Linked DNA regions of Homo sapiens: region 2 is linked to region 1. Evidence: read pairs that join two places in POLR2A ChIA-PET (ENCODE). Cell type or tissue: A673. All regions are shown on one strand.

What was found. ChIA-PET counts read pairs that join two places held together with the same protein. Peaks named below come from ENCODE experiments on the same cell type or tissue, not always from the same donor. Only the 100,000 strongest peaks of a DNase experiment are listed, where the experiment ranks them.
Region 2: POLR2A ChIA-PET joins it to region 1 with 8 read pairs; 2 of 35 experiments call an interaction of 5 or more read pairs at or near these places.

Annotation. Positions count from the first base shown.
Region 1 is chr12:66,065,037-66,067,536 of GRCh38, forward strand. It overlaps the pseudogene RNA5SP362. Among named protein-coding and RNA genes, the nearest start is that of LINC02425, 35 kb to the left of the region's middle. RefSeq lists an enhancer at 1,618-1,727. In A673, a CTCF peak has its summit at 1,366; DNase peaks (open chromatin) are centred at 95, 765, 1,505, 2,145 and 1 weaker place; H3K27ac peaks cover 2,500 bases.
Region 2 is chr12:65,595,775-65,598,274 of GRCh38, forward strand. The region is part of intron 1 of MSRB3-AS1 (MSRB3 antisense RNA 1); the gene reads right to left. Among named protein-coding and RNA genes, the nearest start is that of LINC02454, 5.8 kb to the right of the region's middle. In A673, no CTCF peak of the experiment used is centred here; no DNase peak of the experiment used is centred here.

The DNA of each region.
Region 1 (2,500 bases):
TGAGAAGTGAAGACCATCTGACTTCCTATAGAATTATTCAGCCTTCCTCAGGCAAAGGCTGCCTCCAGAAGGCTCGGAAGCTGCAAAAGTCTACGTTGACCCAAGATGGTAAAGCATTTGAACACACATATGGGATATGCACTTATTTACCATGTACTATGTTCAATTTAAAGAAAATAAATGCAAAGGCAGGAACCACGAACAAATAGAGGGTACGATTTTCCATAATTGCAAGGAGACTTAGGTAATGCTCTATGCGGTGTTTGATTTAAAATGTTAAAATATTAACAGAAGTTTTCTACAGCAGAGTGTTCCTATCACAGTGAAATGACTCATAAGAATGCTAAATTCAAACCAGATGGGCACAAACATTAACTGAAAAAAAAATCAGATATTTAGGGGTCAGCATGGGTCTTCATAAAAATGAAGACCTTGTCTGAGTTATTGAAAAATGAACTTTCAGTGATAAAAAAGAAAACAAGAGAAAATAGTAGTGACTTTATTTTAATTATACAAGCCACTGTCAATTAGAAGAGCTAACATTTACAAAACTTTGTATTGCCATTTTAATTTGAAAAAGATGACTATGGTGGTCTTGAGACTTCAGATAAACAGGGATGTCAGTATCTCCTTTATAGCCAGAGTCAGGGACTCATTAGTTCAACTATGTGCCATGCTAATAGTCTACCAGAATCTCCTCGCTTCTCACCGAGAAAGAACCATCATTGAAGATTTGTGTAGTAGAGAAACCTCCAACCATCAATCTGTGGCATAATGCCAGCCTTTGCTCTTCCTTCAACAGACCACAGAGGAAAATTCTCATTCCTGGGTCAGACATCCCACCAAATCTCCTCTGCTCTCTTGTTAAAAATATGTTTTCTTGCATTTCTCCTTTTTTATTTGTTCCTCCAGAGCTTTTTACCATTTGCAGATTGTCTGCAACATGTGCTGGGTTTAAATGTGTACATACCCTACAGAAAGAAAAATATGCGGGCTCAGAATTAATATTGTTTTTGACTTATAGGGAAATTCCAGTTGTGTTTAACTTGGACTGTGGGATCCAGGAACTTTACAGAGAGGAGAAACCAATGTGTTTTGAGCAAAAATGTGTATGGGGAGTTCCCTACTGTTTTGTTGCTGGAATCTTGGACAACACAGAGAAAAATGACAAGCACATAATTTAGTCTGGCAGCCATACCACTCTGTGCTGTGAGCCTGTCAGTTCTTTCTAGCTAAGTAAGTGCTGGCCTGCTTTGGTGCAAGGATGAGAGACCTCCCAGGAACAAGTAGGTACTTCAGGAGATGGTGTTTCGCATTCAGTAGGTGGCCTCTCCTCTCCGGGTCCATGTGAATCGATGCCCCGCGTGGTGTTAGGGGGCACTGTCTGCACTGAGCTGTTTACCTTTTGTATGAAACTTAAAACCACAGACCTAACCATTTGTGGTCACCAGAGATCTTATGGCAGACTTTCTAAGAGCAGTTGTGTTAACTCCAGAATCCTGGCCGGAGTCCAACTAAAGTAATTACATTCTGCCTCCCTAAAATACCCCCTGCAGTTTCAATTGAATACAATAGTCTTAGCCCTCTGTCTCAAAGCTGGGCATGATATTAGGATTCCATGCAGGAACAGCCTGTGATTCCATGCTAAAAGAAGTGATTCCCCAATCCTCACCAAGGTGTAGTGATGCTTAATTAATTAGTGCTCATAAAAGCCTGCGGAGAACCACAGTTTCAAAGTGCTCACAGTATGCAAAGTGGCAGGAATGTTCACATGTTCATCTGTCTGTAAAAGCCAGCAGTCAGTGTGGTCTCAGACTGCCTTCACAGAAGCAGAAATTCAGGACAAGGGAGGTAGGGTTGTGTCCCATTGCCCTCTGGCCTGGAAATATATCTGGAGCAGTGTGCTCAACTCTGGAGATGCACTTAAAAAGGGTACCTCATCTAGGTAGAGCAAGTCCTCAGAGGCCATCAGAATGAGGAAGGATCTAGAAATGATGTCATATGAGGGATGGTTAAAGGAACTTGGGGCGTTTAGCTAAAAAGGAAGGAAGGAAGGAAGGAAGGAAGGAAGGAAGGAAGGAAGGAAGGAAGGAAGGAATCCATTCACCAAGACCAAATTCAAGTCTATCAGATGAAATGCAGTCCTCCAAGGACTCATTTAGTCCTCACTGTCTGTAGCACTAATTTGGACCTTTTCACAGGCTCTTATTGGCTATCTAATTAATTCTGAATGTCTTCTCTCGTTCAACATGTGTCTAAGACTTCCCAGAGCAGGCACCATGCTTGATAGGTCGTATCTGTAGTAGTGGTAAGCAAAGTAAATTCAACTCAGTCCTTTGCAGGAGCTGTTTATTAAGAACCTGTGACATGTGTGCTGGGTGTACAAAGATGACTAAGATAAACCTGCCATCAAGTGTGACTTCTAACTGTATGGCATAAATTATAAAAGAACAGATAAATAAAAGAAAGAAAAAAATCCCACCAAGTTAGAAGGTTCAGG
Region 2 (2,500 bases), 470 kb before region 1:
CTCAGGGACCAGATAGGTAGCACTGATGAGCAAAGGCGTGAGTGCAAGACAGGGGGGATGGGAAGCCTGTGGTGCCTGCAGAGCCCACACCACCCAGGGAGAGGTGTTCACATCCAGAGACACCTGCAGCCTTGGGCTGGCTAAACCAACCTTTCTGCAGGCTGGATTAGGCCCTTAGACTGCATCTATGGGACCTCTGTGTTAGAGCAATGGTTTCCAAACCTTTGAGGATGGGGACCACTTTTCAAAGTAAAAAATCTGAGGTTTCCCAATATAGTCATTTCATATCTATTGATTAAGAAAATTTACCGGGCATGGTGGCTCACACCTTTAATCCCAGCACTTTGGGAGGCCAAGGTGGGTGGATCACTTGATGCCAGGAGTTCAATACCAGCCTGGCCAACATGGTGAAACCTCATCTCTACTAAATAAACAAAAATTAGACAGGTGTGGTGGTGTGTGTCTGTAATCCCAGCTACTATAGAGGCTGAGGCACAAGAATCACTTGAACCTGGGAGGTGGAGGTTGCAGTGAGCCGAGATTGTGCCACTGTACTCCAGTCTGGGCAACAGAGCGAGACTCCATAAAAAAAAGAAAAGAAAAGAAATTCATAAGAACAAAAAGTTTTGATGCATTATTGTAATGTCTGAAAATGAATTTCATTTTACCCACTGAGCCTGGTGCTGCAAACATGAGATTAAAGATAGAATAGCCCTTCCCCTGGTCTAATGGGTGAAGTAACCAAGTAAACAGGTGATCAACAAAGATTTTTTGTTGATATAAAAAAAAGTGAGACATGGTGCTGTGTGGTCACATAGGAAGGGCATCTAGCTAAATCTTGGCAGAGTTCAGCAACAACTTCCGCAAACATGTGGCAACTTAGCACATCTTCGTGACTAAGGTGTAAGTGGCAGTTGGCCAGAACTTGGTATATGTGGGGGTATTTTAAGGTAGAGAGAAGAGCATATGCAAAGGTTCTGTAGTGAGAGGACAGGTTTCCCTCCAGGAAATGAGTAGATCAGTACTCAGTACAGCTAGAATAGGGTGAGGAGAAACAGAGATAGAGAGAAAGAGAAAGAGAGAGGAGGGAGAGTGAGAGAGAGAGTTAAATCTAGAAAGGAATGCAAAGGACAATCATTGAGCAATCTATATGTGTTATCCTCACGGCATATTTACATGGCTCTAAATTAAGGATCACATGACTATATAAATCTTAGCAAGCTGGCAAGAATTCCAAGTCTCCCTTAGGTTGGAGCTTCACACTTTAGAAACCAAATGCACAGCAAAAAGAGCTATATAGCTCAGTAGTATAATAGTTGGTCAGGGCTGCCATAACAAAGGACCACCAACTGAGTGGCTTACACAATAGAAATTTAGTGTTTCACAGTTCTAGAGGTTAGAAGTCTGAAGTCAAGGTATTAGCAGAGTTGGTTCCTTCTGAGTGTAGTGAAGGAAGGATCTGTTCCAAGGTTCTCTTCTTGACTTGTTGATAGCTGTCTTCATGTTTACATTGGTGTTCTGAACCCTGTATAAGTTTCTGCCTCTAATTTTTATAAAGACACAAGCCATATTGGATTAGGGCCTATCCTAATGATTTCATTTTAACTTGATGACCTCTGCAAAAACCCTATATCCAAAATAAGGTGACATGCTGAGGTGACATGCTGAGGTACTAGGGGTTAGGACTTCAACACGGGAATTTTGTGAGAATCAATTCAACTCTTAAGACCCAGGTTAAGTTGCTCAAATGGGGCTGGGGGACCCAGAGCATTTGGTAAGGTGTCAGAGGTTCTTGGGTACCTGGAGGGCAGCAGGATGAGGAGACACAACAAAGGAGGAGGAGAGGAGTGAAGGGGCTGTGGAGTCCAGACTTGGCTCTTTTCCTACTCTTGCCTTGATTTGGCCCAACTCCACAGTCCTTGAAAGGCAGGCTGTACCCAACCACAGGGAGTAATCATTGCTTTTTACAGATAAGGAAGAGGTTGAAGTCACTTCCTTTCTCTGCCTTTGCACTGTCTAACAACCATCTTGCTGATAAAGAAGATCTCCAAATAAATTCCTCCCTCTTGTCATGGGAAAGCCTAGTCCAGACTCAATTTTGACTTTGGATCTTTGAAGAGATTCACCTAATTAATTTCTCACAAGGGATGTGGTCTTCACTTCCTTGCCTCCCCAAGCAAATAGTCTCCTTCCTTGGGGCTCAGCCTAGCTTAGGCTGTCATAATTTTGTACTGTCAAAAAGATCCCTTAGAAATAGCCACCTATCCATTCAATGTGGGCAAAAAGAAATCAAATGAAACAAACACAAAGAAGGCAGATTCCAGTTCTGTACATGGAGCTCCTTAAGAGAGGGCAGTTAATAAAAACCAAACTACTTGAGGGGGATTTTGATACTTATTTTTTAAGGCTTGTTTAGGCACAACAGAATCAAAGTTTCTCTGTGCCTCTGTGGGCAGCATCTTATTAATTGTCCTGAGGAATTCTCTGTAAAATGTCTGTT